Linked DNA regions of Homo sapiens: region 1 is linked to region 2. A link is a contact called in ENCODE Hi-C or POLR2A ChIA-PET data. All regions are on one chromosome and are shown on one strand. Each heading gives the region's core, a stretch centred on a gene start or an enhancer-like site at or near the end of the contact. The rest is flanking DNA. Distances are from core to core; before and after follow the strand shown.

Region 1 (7,243 bases), core at 1,522-4,021, 230 kb before region 2:
TAATTTCACTCTCCTCCAGTGTGGGCTAGGCTTAGTAACTTACTCTTTTTTTTTTTTTTTTTTTGTGATCAGTCTCACTCTGTCGCCCAGGCTGGAGTGCGGTGGCGTGATCTCGGCTCACTGCAACATCCATCTCCTGGGTTCAAGCGATTCTCCTGCCTCAGCCTCCCAAGTAGCTGAGATTACAGGTGCGCGCCACCACACCCAGCTAATTTTTGTATTTTTTGTAGAGACGGGGTTTCACCATGTTGGCCAGGCTGGTCCTGAACTCCTGACCTCAGGTGATCCTCCTACCTCAGCCTCCCAAAGTGCTGGGATTACAGGTGTGAGCCACTGCGCCTGGCCAAGACTTAGTAACTTATTTCCAATAAACAGAGTAAAGTGGGACTGATCATGCAGACCTCAGGGACTAGGTGCTGAAAAGCCAGGTGAGGCCGATTTCAAAATCCACACTAATGACCCTGCGCCACCCCGCATCTCTTTGTAGAACATTTATTTACATTCCTTGAGATTGCTTGAATTCTTTCCCCTCTGTCTTCTCACTAAGAACTCTGCCAGTGCTCCCCCTGCCCCCCATACACACACATGCTTTTAAAAATGCCCTTTATTATTGTTCTTTCCTGAAACTTAGTGTCTACATATTTCACTAGGGAGACTCAGAAAGCCCTTAGAGGAGTTGAATGCAGGAACTGTGAATTTAAAGTTTCTTCAAGACTCTTCCTCGTTCTCTTTCCCCTGGGTCTAGATGTGCAGCGATTCTGCCTGGCGACCTTCCTTCTCTCTCCGCATTCCCCGCCCCTCCGGAGCTCCATCTCTTCTGGCCAGAGTCCCGCATTCTCTCAGCCCCATTCCCCCTGGAAAGTGTGGAGTCTCCCTTGATATTGACACCCGTCATGGGGCTGTGCAGCTGTTCCCATGCAGCCAGCCTGAAGGCCTTCCAGACAGTGCTTGCATTCACCCACCCTCTGCATGGCACAGCCTGGCAGCTCCACAGGGCCTGGCACCCCAGGACTGTGGCTGAGGGTGGGGGTGCAAACTGGCATCTATGCTTCTTCTCCACCCCCACTCCTGACTCCCTAAATGTCTAGTAATTGAGAGTTAATAGCTAAGAAAGACAAGTACTTCCTTCCTGTGATCTAGAATGAACTGGGGGTGGGAGTGGGAAGATATTACATCTTTTTTTTTTCTTTGTGGTTGTAGATAACTATTCTCATCATATTATTTAGGTCTCATTTTGTTTGAGTGGCATAAATCCAATTCCGATTGGATTTGGCAGAAAGGGGAGTTTAATAACAGGGTATCAGGGTAAGCTCTAAGTAAGCTGAAGAAAGAGCAGGGATGCTGCCAGATGGGGTCGCCATGTACAGTTGTGCAGGCTGCATGCTGCACAACCCCAATGGCCACTATCTCACAGTGGCCAGATGAAGGGCACTTCCTGGAGCTATGCAGGATACAACTTGTCTAGCTATTCTGTGTCTCTACTCCAGGCTTCAGAAATAACTGAAAGCAGGGTCTCAAATGCTACCAAGACCCTGTCTGCATCTCTGAAATCAGCTTCTCCCTGGGTACTGGCGAAATCCCTCTCCCTGAAGAATGGTTTCATTTGGCTTAGCCTGAATCCAATTCCCATCCTGGACCCATTGTCTCTGCCTAGCAGGAGGCAAGAGATTTAAGAGCCTGGCCTCTGGGAATTTAAAGCTTTCAACCTCTACTTACTTGTCTTTATTTTCGGAACCTCCAGAGCCTTTCAGGCGCTAAGTAGCCAACAGTAGATGGGATGATGTGGAAGTAAAATTGCTACAACTCAGGAGTGGGTGTGAATTCAGCTAACCTCCTCCAGGACGTTCATCTGATGGGGCCTGAAGAGTTTTGGCAAAGTGGGAGCTACTCACCTATTTTGAGTATTCGGGGGGACCTTGTGATCCTTGCGCAGACATCTCCCAAGCTCCCTGTCTTGAAAGCAAAAGACACCAATTATCCCAAAGTAAGTGCCCAAGTAAGTGAGAGATGCTTGGGAACTGCCTCTCTCAAGGGGTCAGAGAGAAGAAACAACACTCTGGTTATGGTAAAGTTCTCTTTCTTCTGCCCGCTCCTGTTTTGTTTCTCCCCCAAGACAAGTTAGGCCGATGCACCCCTCTTGCCCTTTCTAGCCCCGATAGGACCCTCTTCATTCCTTTTAGAACCCCCAGCCTTTCACCCCAACTCCGATCAGCCACCGTGGCTCAGTAGTTTGAACATTAAAGCCAGGGAGAGACTCTCTGGGTGTCATGAAATCAAGGGGTTACCCTGAAAGGGCCAGGGGCGGGAGGTGTGTGGAATGAGGGAAAACAAATACAGCTGCCACGTGCCCTAAATGTTCTTGGATCATTTAATCCACACCTAACAAGGGAGTGCACGACTATTAATGACCAAAATAAATAGTAATCAATTATGATGATGGTAATTATGCTTTTGAAATTAGTCTGGGAAAGGATGACCGAGGCAATTTTTTATTCCAGCTCGGGAAAATGGGACGCCAGCTGGGGCTAATAAGAGCTTTCATTAAGACACTGAGATTCATCCAGGGCTGCGAAGAAAGCCCTCTCTGTCCCGAGGCCCGGCCTGGCCCTGACATGCCTTCTGCTTTTTAACAAGAACTGAAAGGTGGCGAGACAGTTCTTGCCTTGGCAGGGGGCGAAGTCGGCCTCTGAAAAGGCAGTGATTATTCTCCACGGCGCAGCGTGGGGAGTTTCGTTTCTTTGGCCTCCGGTCTCCACACGCTGGGGTTCCAGCACGGGTGATGTGTGCCTGGAGCCGATGGCGCCCGCGGGCTGCGGATGACCCCGGGCAGAGGGTCTGGCAAGGCAGGACGCGCCGGGCAGTTCGCAGGGACTGGCTGGGCAGGGAGACAGAGGGAGGAAAAAAAATGTGGTTTCTGTAAAAGGGGCTGTGTGTCCTTCCTCGCCTCGGGTTGCCCCAAGAGCTGCTGCCGAGATGGTCACTAATATTTACCTGCCAGCCCTTCCATCCCAGAGAGCATATTTACCCAGGCACAGGCAGCCCCGCCTCTTCACTCTGCTCCTGCATGCCCGGCGCCCTTGGGTCTTTCATGGAAGTCCTCTGCTGCTGGCTCCTGCCTCAGTTTCCCTCTCTGCCTCACTCTTTTTCTCTCTCTGTCTCTCTGCCTCTTTCTCTGCTTCTCTCTTGCTATTTAGAAACTAAAGAAGGCTTCTCACTTAGCCACCCAGTAGCACAGTCAACAGTTGTAGGGTTGGTGGGAGTAAAATCCCCTTCTCCCTCTTTTTAGTCCTGATAGAGACAATGAACAGGAGGCTCACCATCTAAACATAGATCCCAGTCTCAGCTTAATTCGAAGGCTCTCAGTCAAGAGTGAGTCCCCTTCCTTGGTCCCCCTACCCCAGGGACGTGGGAATTTTGCTTGTCATAACTGGGGTGGCAGATGCTACTGGCATCTAGTGGATAGAGAGGGATGCTGCTAGACACCCCACGATGCACACAACGAAGTATTAGCCCACGCAGAATGTCAATAGTGCAGGCTTAAGGGCTAAGTAAGCATCTAATCACCCCCTCACAGGCTGGCCTCCTGGAAGACTGTGTTGGGGGTGTGAGATCCTGAAGGCAACGTCCATAGCAGAGATCTCAGGAAGAAAACAGGGCCAGCCAGAGGCCTGGCCGCAGCCAGCGAAGTCAGCCAAGACAGTGACTCTGTCCCCTGGGAACAACACTGGCCAGTCAGATTAGCAGCTCCAGAGAAACTAAGGCATGTTTCCAGGGAAACTAAGGTAACAAGAGAAGATTGCAGAAGCTCTCTTCCTAACACCTCTGCAGGAGGTAGGAAGCTCCTCTTGTGTGGAAGAGAAGGACTTAGGGAGAGGAGAAAAGGGGGTTCCTTTCTAAGCCAGTTCAGGCTGATGTATGCTCAGAGTCTGGTGGACTCAGGAGACCCTCCCACGTGGCTCAGCGATGGCCTGGAGCTGGGAACAATCCTGAAAACATTGCCCTGTTCTCAACATTTATTTGGCAGCGGTATGTAAGGCTTGTGCCAGGTGGTCTGCCAGCTCTAATTCCATCCATAGGACAGGCTGCAAGATTTTCATTTCCACTTTACAGATGAGGCAACCATGGCTCAGGAAGATTAAGTGTCTTGACTTGAGGCCATTCGGCAAGCTGTGGGGGAGGTGGGGTAGGAACTGAGTCTCACATGAGATCACTCGGAGCCTCCCTGTAATCTGTATCTAAGGACTAGAGACCCAGAGGGGACTAGAGACAACAACATTGGTGGGTGGACTGAAGTGTGAGGCAGCAAAGTGAGCTCTAAAAGAGCCTAGGTGCTCTGGTCCAGGAAGATCTCGGCTGAGAGCAGCGAGGTCCAAGGTCTGAACTACATGAGGATCGTGGAGAGAGTGGACACAAACTCCATCACCAAATCTCCCATATCACAAATCTAAGTTGCACCCTTTGAATCTTTGACTAGGTCTCTGAGAGAGTAATCTTGTAGAACTCTTCAACTCAAAATCACTGTCAAAAATAGAGCTTATTGGCCGGGCGCAGTGGCTCACGCATGTAATCCCAGCACTTTTGGAGGCCAAGGCCAGCGGATCACCTGAGCTCAGGAGTTCGAGAGCAACCTGACCAACCTGGTGAAACCCTGTCTCTATTAAAAATACAAAAATGAGCTGGCTGTGCTGGCAGGTGCCTGTAATCCCAGCTACTTGGGAGGCTGAGGCAGAAGAATCGCTTGAACCTGGGAGGCAGAGGTTGCACTAAGCCAAGATCGCGCCACTGCACTCCAGCCTGGGCGACAAGAGTAAAACTCCATCTCAAAAAAAAAAAAAATTGAGTTTATTTAGACTGCACTTAAATCCTAGAGATTTGGGTGATGAGGGCAGGGATGATCCTGTACTGAGTGCCAACTATGCGGGAGGTGCTCTATAGACCTACACACAGATGAATTCATTACCTCTTCCCAGAATCCTACGAGGTACTGTGAGCCCCAGTTTTTCAGACCAGGGAACTGAGCTTCATAGAAGTTATATAATTTGTCCAGTGTTCCCCAGCCAGGTACGTAGCTGGTGACACTGGCATGTACCTGAGCATAATCCCCTGGTGCTAGGTGGTGTCCATCATTATCAAGCGGTACTGGGCTATAATGGAGACAAAGCCCCATTGGAGCTTCTGTCAGGGAAGATCCTCGAAGGATCCCACGACACTCCCCCTCCAACCCTGTGTGCTTCTGTCAGAGACAAAATCCTGAGGTACACACCCAGTAAGCCCTATTAGTAAGGCAGATGTTGGCTTCTAAAAAGCCCACACACACCAGGGTGACGCTGCTCTCCGTTTGGTGGACTCAGAAGAAAGGTCTGTCCTATTTTGTTTTCCACATTGACCCATTCCAGGGTCAGGAATTCTTCCATATAGACACCCTCAGGCTAAGCCAATTTTTTCTCTCCTGTACAGAGTGGAGATGGAGAACAGCTGGTGGCCACCGTCCCTAAAAATCTTTTATAAACCTGAAGACTCATATAATCAGTCTTCTCCAAGTGAAATCATCTCAGTTATTTTAAACTTTTCTCAGGGATTATATATTCTCCAAGTTCCCTTTACAAATGAGTTGAAGTTCTCTCTGTTCCTCTTAAGGAGCAGAGACCACAGTCAGCCGTAATGTCCAGCCTGTCACTCTGCAGAACAAGTGTTTTCTCACAAATGTTGGCAGAGTGGGGATTTCCTAATAAAGACAACACGGAAGAAACCGTGATGGGGTGAAAACCTCAAAGAGGCCTGAGTTCAAATCCTGACTCCCCCACTCCTCATACTAGCTCTGTGAATTCAGGACAATAAGCTGGGCTTGCAAGACCTTCATTTGTGTATCTCCAAAACAGAGGGAATGACCTTCCTTAAGACCCTAATGACATAATATAAGTTAAATGCTTGACACCTACCAGGAATCCTGTACCCAGTAGCTATTGTGACTTTACTATGACTTTACTTTTACACCCTCCATTCCCCACCATGAAGTATATAGTTGCTTCATTATTTACAATCCTTCAGAATCAAACAAGCAAACCCAATACTGGAAGTTCCTCCATGGCCCTGTTTGCATCCTAAAGAAGTGAGCCTTCCCTTCTGGAAGTGTTTGAACAAGACTGCTCATACCTCCAAGGGGTGTCTGGGAAAGGGTTCCTAATTTTATCGGGGATGGGCTTGGTAGCCTCTTAAAATTCCTTTCAACTCCGAGATTCTATTTAGAATCCAAGTCAACCCAGGCTCTTATCTCTAATCCATTTTTCCACAAAGAAATTCAAGCGGATTTTCCATGAGGGAAATGCAGGAGATGTTACTCTGTATCCCCCATAGAACAGTTCCTCCAGTTCTTATTAGACATGCCTAGTGCCCAAGCTCCCCTCTCTCATGCTTCCTCTGATGATATTCCTCTTCCAAGCTTCCCCACAAATGCTCCGTCTCCTTTCTGTTGGGTCAAGCAATGCAGCCTTTCCCCAAAACATGTCTTCCCCATCCTGGTTAACCGTGGCTAGCTAACAGAATACACATCCTTAGCAGGCAGTCTAGAGACTGGAGAATGGCCTTTGGGGTCTGACTGTACAACCACAGAGACGTATCTGTGAATTCATGTCCTCAACACACACAGTTGTTTTTAGAGAAATTTCTCTAAGACAGTTTCCTCCATCTTCTTGCAGACAAGTAATGACTCCTGTCTCCACTTCCAAGAGCTTTCATCTCCCCCCTGTAAAAAAATTATGTTACCAAATATCTATATTTGTATAATATTTTTGAAATTTTCTTGCACTTTTTATCTATTGACTTTATGATACTTTTTGTCTGGACATTTGTAACATCTAATGTCAATGCTGTAGCATTACAGTTGGCCCATAGTTGCCACCAGCTTATACAGTTTTTGATAAATCAGCATGAAACATATTTTAAGATTGAGGTTTCAGTTTATGAGGAATGAATTAGCTGCATACTTCTCTGCTTTGAGAAACTCAAAATTTACTGAATATCCTGCCAGTAAGAGAGTAGCTGAACTAGACTCCCTCTTTCCAAGGCTCTAGTTGACAACACACTTTCACAGTTGACTTACAATGTGAGGATTTCTCAAAGAGATCCCTTCCCCACAGCACAGTTCGGCCTCATTCAGTTATTTCCACCAGGTTGTAGTCAGCAAATGTTCCCAACTCCTCTTGGGTCACATCTCAGGGAAACCTCCAAGGGCAGCGAGACCCTG
Region 2 (6,834 bases), core at 2,228-4,727:
CCCCTGAGCATTTCCTAATTCCTAAAGAGAACCTAGTCTAAAGCGCCCTACAGTCTCATCCTTAAATACCGTCAGATCTTCCGTGAGGAGCACAGATTTGTCACAAGGAGCCCAGCCTTCACAACATGCCCTGGCCGACTTCCCCAGTTTGATGTCCCACTTTCACACCTAACTGGGCAACCCCTATTCCTGATACAAATCCCACCGGATCCTCTCCATGCATTTAGCCCTGCTGGTCCTCCCACCTCCCATGCCCACTTTTTTCCTTGCCTCTACTTGTCACTATCCTCCCCCATCCTTCATGGTCTAACCCAAATATCCCCTCCCCCAAAACCTGCCACTCAGTGTTGACCGCATGTAACTAGCAAAGTGGATTTAGACAGGAAAACATGGGCTCCAGGCGTCAACCACAGAAGGCCCTGGATGACACAAGGTAGGTCATGTCTGCCTCTTCCTGGCTGTGTATGCGTTAAATTGAGGAGGAGGGCCCATCCAGACAGGTGCTGCTGAACCTCAGGACAGCAGCTGGTCCATCCAGGAGACCTCCCAGGCCTCAGTTCCCATCTAGGGAGGGCCCTAGGTCTGGAGGGACACCAAAGGCATGAGTGTGGTGTGTGGTGCGGTGTCATGTTAGCTATATAATAGTAATAATGATTATTATTACTGTCCCCTGCCCCACCCTCATCAGCCACAGTCTGCCAAACTTGGCCTCAGTTATAAAGCTAAAGGAATCAGCCAGAGAGAGGGGGAGTCAATCACAACAAAGTCACCAGTCTGAGCCCCCATCCCACTTCTACCCCTGCGGCCTAGACTGGCCATTTCAGCAAACTGCCTAGTGATTCTGCAAGGGAATTTTCACAGCCTTGGCGGGTCGGACTCAGATGGGCATTCTTATCTGGATGCTTTGGACTTGGCTAAGTGGCCCAGAGATAAACCCTTAAGAACTAGTGCCTGTGCTTACGCCACCTCCAATTCTAGCTACTATGTGTTCTTTTGGTTCTAAAGGGGCAGTTGGCTCAGGTGAAAACCAGGAATGTCCCTTGGAAGGCAGGAGCAAACAGCCTCAGGACGAACTTTGAAACTATGTAGGTCCTCTGAGGGCAGCCCCAGGGGCCCCATGGTAGCAAAAGGTAGGCCTAGCCAAAGGCTGGGCAAAGCAGGAGCAGGGAGAGCTCCATCCCCCTGGCCATCGCTCCAGGTATCCTGGGAGGCCTCTGCCCAGCACACTAAGTGTCTGCATCTGGCAAAAGAGGGCTTGCTCCTGCCCCATGGAGCTCTCTCCTATTTCTGCTTCTCAAAAAAAAACAGGTGACCAGATGCCTTCTTAATGTCAATATTGCTCATGTTCTCTCCTACAAAAGAGGCCACATAGAAAGAAAGTCTACCCAGCTGTACCCATAAGCAGGAGTGGGACCAAATGGCTACTTGTTCTCAGGAAATTCAGAGCCTTAAAGAGTTAGTTAGGAGAGGCCAGAATGCCGCTGTGTCGTTTGTTTGCTTTGTTTTTAAGGATCTACAGGAGGTAGTTTTCCATAAACTAGGAAGCTAAGTTAACTATGCAAACACAAGCAGGGTGGGCAATGTGAACTGGCCGTTTTAATGTATTTGTACCCGCACGTCCTTGCACAAAAGATCCAAGGCTGCGCGGAGTAATTGCTATTAGAATAGTGGGCATGGTCCCTACCGCCGCAGGTTCGGACCTTCAAAGTGACAATTTATGGATGCTCCCTGGCGCTCCAGCGCAGGGGAAGCCCACTCTGAAGACGCCCTCCCCACCCCCTCCTCTCCTTCCTTCCGACTCAGGAGAGCTCGACACGCCGGATAGCTGCGGCCAGCCGTGGCCATCCTGGCCCCCCGCCTCCGCCTTCCCCACTCCCGCGTGCAGCCGGGACACGGGAAAGGAAAGCTTTGGAAGTCAAGCGCCGGCCAAAAGATGACCTGCCCGCGTGTCTCCTCGCCCCCTCCCCCAGCCGTGTCACATGGCGGCCCCAACCAGGCGGGCAGTGCGCCCCGCCGCGGAGACCCAGGGCCGCGTCGCCTGGGCAGTGGGTGATGAAACTTCCCAGGCGCATTACCGCAGAGGGCGCGGGCGGGGCGCGGGGCGGGGGTGGGGGATCGAGAGCTGGTACCGGGGCTCACCTGTTCTCCAGGAGGAGGGTGGGGACGGGGGGAGGGGCGAGTGCGCGCCAACGCCGGGTGCGTGCCCTGGGGCGCTTGGGCGCGGCGCTCGTGTCCCCGCCCTCCCCCAGCCCTGCGAGCCCCCCGAGCTGCGCCGTGGGGTGACGGGACCGAGAGCAGTTCCTGTCCCCGGCCCCGGCGCGGGGGAGACGTGAGCGTGCACACGTACACACACAGCAGGGGAAGAGGCGCTCCAAGCGGCGCCCAACTTTCTCCTTCCCTCCACGGGCCGGGTGAGAAAGTAGCCGGGGGCTATCCCGACCCGGCGGTTCTTGGGGAGGGGGCCGAACAAGAAAAGGGAGGAGATGGAGATAACTTCCCCGGATTTAGCTTTTTTGTCTTTGTTTTTGTTCTCACCACTTCCATCGGATGACTGGAGAGTAAAAGGGAACCCGGAGCGGGGTGGCGAGCAGCGCTTTGAGAAAATGCAGGAGTGTGTTTGGAGACGCGTAAAGTTGCCTTTCAAGCTCTGGCCTCCGGGCACGCGATGCTCCGCGGCGGGCTGACTCAGGGCTGCCTTGGGCCTCCCTGCCACCCTCCTGGAAATGATGCAAGTCCTGACTGTCACCTGGATCCCTGCAGCCCAGCCTGGAATGCGTCTGGATTAGGGGAAAGACGAGAAACGACACTCCAGGTGTTGCACGGCCCACCAAAGCGGGAAGATAGGGCAGTTGCTCAGACCAAATACTGTATCTAGTGCTTCTGCTCCTATCTTCAATCGTGGGGTTCTTTTTAATGCAAAGTGTCACAAGGCCAGGAATTCCCATGTGTGCTCAGTTGGCCCACAGCATCATTGTGCCTAGGAAACTGCTTCAATTTATCAAGTCCTCTGGGCTGGGAATCTCACTGAATTCCAAACGGCGGAAAGAGGAAACTTTCCCAACCCGATGTGGGTGTGACGCGAGCCAGGGGCCCCAGGGACACTGTCCCAGAGCACACCGTCCCCCTTTAACAGCAACTGGAGCTTGGATTCGCTCTTATATTGTACAGTCCTTTCGACCATTGCCCTGGAGCACCCGCACACGCGCACGCATCTCCGGCCGCGCTCACACACACTCATACACACGCACGCAAACGCGTGGCCGCCGCCAGGTCGGCAACTTTGTCCGGCGCTCCCAGCGGCGCTCGGCTTCCTCCTGTAGTAGTTGAGCGCAGGCCCCGCCTCCCGGCCGTGTTGTCAAAAGGGCCGGGGTCTCGGATTGGTCCAGCCGCCGGGACAACACCTGCTCGACTCCTTCATTCAAGTGACACCAGAGCTTCCAGGGATATTTGAGGCACCATCCCTGCCATTGCCGGGCACTCGCGGCGCTGCTAACGGCCTGGTCACATGCTCTCCGGAGAGCTACGGGAGGGCGCTGGGTAACCTCTATCCGAGCCGCGGCCGCGAGGAGGAGGGAAAAGGCGAGCAAAAAGGAAGAGTGGGAGGAGGAGGGGAAGCGGCGAAGGAGGAAGAGGAGGAGGAGGAAGAGGGGAGCACAAAGGATCCAGGTCTCCCGACGGGAGGTTAATACCAAGAACCATGTGTGCCGAGCGGCTGGGCCAGTTCATGACCCTGGCTTTGGTGTTGGCCACCTTTGACCCGGCGCGGGGGACCGACGCCACCAACCCACCCGAGGGTCCCCAAGACAGGAGCTCCCAGCAGAAAGGCCGCCTGTCCCTGCAGAATACAGGTAAGTGCATGTGCCCCCGCAGCCGGGAGCTACTGGGAGAGGACACCGTGCACCCACGCGGCGCGCCCCAGGCGTTTCGCCGGGAGCCAGGCGCCCACCCAGGGCCACGCAAACTCTTGGGATGGCACGGGACGTGCAAAGGGAAGCGCGAGGCAAGGCGAGGTCCGCGCCGGGCTCCGAGGGCCCGGAATCTGCACGTGCTAGCAGGGTGATGAAATGGCTGGGGCAGGACTTGTTGCTGTCCTCCCCAGGGTCGAGGGGAAATGAAGCAGCGTCTGACGCTGCCAGCGCCAGCCCCCGCCCCCGAATCCCGGGTCCGGTGCAAAGCGCGCTTCATCCCGGCCGGCACGCGGGAGGCCCAGAGGGTCCCCGGAGCTGGGCTGCGCCCTGCGCCCGGAGAACTTCTCTTCCTGGCCTGCCGGCCTCAGTAAGGGTGCCGCGTCTTCCCCCTCCTCAAAAGATGCCCGACATCCCAGAACTTTGCCGGCGAGACAAATGGCATTGCGAACTTTCCCCCTGGGGGCACTGCTTTCGGAAGGGAGCGTGAGGGCAGCGCAAAGCGTACCTCCGCGGTGCTGCCGCCATCCCCAGCTCCTGGCCAGGTCAGCAAGCCAAGAAATGGTGACACGACCCGAACCGTGCGCCTCCTCTGCTCTACCGGCTCTTGGCTCACCGGCAAGCTGCAAAGCAGAGCCAGGCGTGCAGGGCACGGGGCTGGCCCTTTTCCCAGCTCGGAAAGAGAAAGAAAATCTGCCTACAGCTCCTTCGCTCCACGACCCCTCCCCCGACTTTGGGGGGCCGTGTGAACGCGGCAGCGGCGGCGTGCGTGCGCTCACCGCACGAGCTGGAATGCACGAGTGCCCATTAGGGACGCCCCAAGTGAGTGAATGGCGGCCCTGTGCGGTCCTGCCCCGGCGGCGCGTGGGGTCTTACGGATCCTGTCGCCTCCACATGCTGGGGCCGGCACCCCCACCACCCCGAGACCCTCGCCCACCCTCCCCCTCCTCTGGCGCTTCCTCTGAGAACTGAACCTGATTCTCGGTGGTCGGTGACCCTCAACAATACACGCCCCTCATTCTCTGGCTAGATTTAATCTGATGCGGGTTATCTGCTCCGACCCCGCCCTTCTTCCAAAATATACTTTTCTGATGTAATTTTGTGGTTGATTTAAATCAGAGACTTGGGTAGTGGAAAGGGAGGGAAGAGGCTTTGCACGCTGCAGCCTGACAGTTAACTCCCTCCGTCTGCCCCTTCCGAGAGAGGACTGGGGGCCACATTCGGTGAAGGGCTGCAAGCTTCCTCCCGGGCTGCGGGAATTCTAGGGGATTGGGTGATACCTCACCCGGATCCCTAATTAAAAGGAGCCTGCAACCTCTGATAGTGGCGTTTCTGAAGGCTCGCCCCCAGCTGACTCCACTCCTAAGCCTGCTCGCCAACCGCAGCTTCCCTAGCTGGTATTTTAATGCGAAGGGTTGGGAGGCACTGCCTTAATAGGAATTTTGTTTTGATTTTTAGGTGTTGAATCATAAAGCTGAATTGAAACTGCTTTTTAGATGCTGTCATTTGGGGGTCAGGAAGCAAATGGCTGTGATTTAATAGCAGCAACTTCTACAGATCAAGTAGAGAAGGGTACTTCATTGATGAAGTACAGTCTTCGACTCAAAATTTTATTTTTGTCTGTGGGTTTAAAAAGCGGAAATATATTTTGCTCTCAAACTAAGTATTCCCACAAATACTTTAATAAAATGGAAAGGATGAAAAGGAGGAATGCTCAGACCAGCCTTCTGGTTGTAATTTTTGTAATTTTTCGGCTCTTTTCTACAAATATTTACAAATAGAGATATTTTTCATGAGTAGATTAAAGGACGAAATTTTGTTTCCCAGGCTTTTTAGGTCCTGAAATAGTCATTACTAAGTCTTTTTTCCTCCTTAAATTTTCCTTTAGTTGTTAACTTTTATTTCAAATGACCTCTCTGCATTGCCCAGCATGGGTTAGAGTTTTGTATATATTTGTATGTGATTTTCCTTTTAGCGGAGATCCAGCACTGTTTGGTCAACGCTGGCGATGTGGGGTGTGGCGTGTTTGAATGTTTCGAGAACAACTCTTGTGAGATTCGGGGCTTACATGGGATTTGCATGACTTTTCTGCACAACGCTGGAAAATTTGATGCCCAGGTAAAAATCCATCCAGAGCATGAAGAATGTTTGGGGTGAGCATACATGATTGAAACGTTCATTGGAAAGCCTTGTTAACCAACTTCCTTTGCTGTTCCTTGTGGTGTGTTTTAGTGCTTGCAAGCGACAGTCTAGGTATAAAACATTATGCCAGTGTCTCCCTTCTGCACTCATAAGCTGTGTCTACACAGGCAGGGTGGACTGGAGACCAATGTCATAATAAACGATAAACACCTTGTAAGGGGACACGCTGTGTCTGGCCACCCAGAACTCAGTCTCCAAAGCCCACTGCATGAGAGGCAGGGGCAGGAACCCCCAATTATACATTTCAGAAGTCATTTCACCTACTAGGAAAATGAGACACAAAGTATGTAGAAATCCGTCATGTGGTGTGTGGGCAGCCAACCCGAATAACTCAGGACCTCCAAAAGAGCAGACTTCTATTCCTCCTGAGTAGCAGATCTTTCTCTCCCAAGCTGACCGGTCGAAACCCTGATTGAGTCCTTCAGTTCCACACTTTCCTTTTGCTCTATATGATAAATATAGTCAGGGCCTGACCCACTTCGGTTATCCCAGGGTCCCAAGGGGAACGCGGAGTTGCTGCTCAGGGCAAGGCAGGAACACAACAAGCAACATATGGCTCCAGTGCCAACAACGCAAATACATTTTTAGATGGCATGTGGCATCAGACTCACCTTCTTCGTGTTCTCCCTGGCCACTTATATGCCCTGTTGAAACGCCCTGTTACTATATCTCAGAAACGTCTCTCCTGCTTCATTGGAGAGCAATGCCAACATTTGGAGGTGGCCAT

What was found. A loop is a pair of places that touch in the nucleus more often than their neighbours do. ChIA-PET counts read pairs that join two places held with the same protein, here RNA polymerase II (POLR2A). Pooled maps may share reads with other maps.
Region 1: a map of Caco-2 shows a loop between it and region 2 (6-fold over the local background). The contact joins the enhancer-like site here to the promoter of STC2 in region 2. A Hi-C loop is called at or near these places in 1 of 168 maps with a recorded cell type or tissue (Caco-2) and 1 of 50 pooled maps. POLR2A ChIA-PET finds 5 or more read pairs at or near these places in 3 of 52 experiments (H1, MCF 10A and WTC11).

The regions. Positions count from the first base shown.
Region 1 is chr5:173,550,964-173,558,206 of GRCh38, reverse strand. LOC105377733 (a long non-coding RNA gene) reads right to left here. Exons shown (of 3, transcript XR_941247.2): 3 at 2,674-2,875. Among named protein-coding and RNA genes, the nearest start is that of LINC02995, 25 kb to the left of the region's middle. RefSeq lists an enhancer at 1,186-1,914. Within about 2 kb of position 2,771, at least 4 of the 41 ENCODE cell types and tissues checked have a DNase peak (open chromatin) inside an H3K27ac peak, as active enhancers do.
Region 2 is chr5:173,325,057-173,331,890 of GRCh38, reverse strand. STC2 (stanniocalcin 2) reads left to right here and starts at 3,477. Exons shown (of 4, transcript NM_003714.3): 1 at 3,477-3,848; 2 at 5,881-6,023. The coding sequence starts at 3,698. LOC124901137 (a long non-coding RNA gene) reads right to left here and starts at 3,292. Exons shown (of 2, transcript XR_007059056.1): 1 at 2,140-3,292. RefSeq lists a silencer at 2,064-2,283.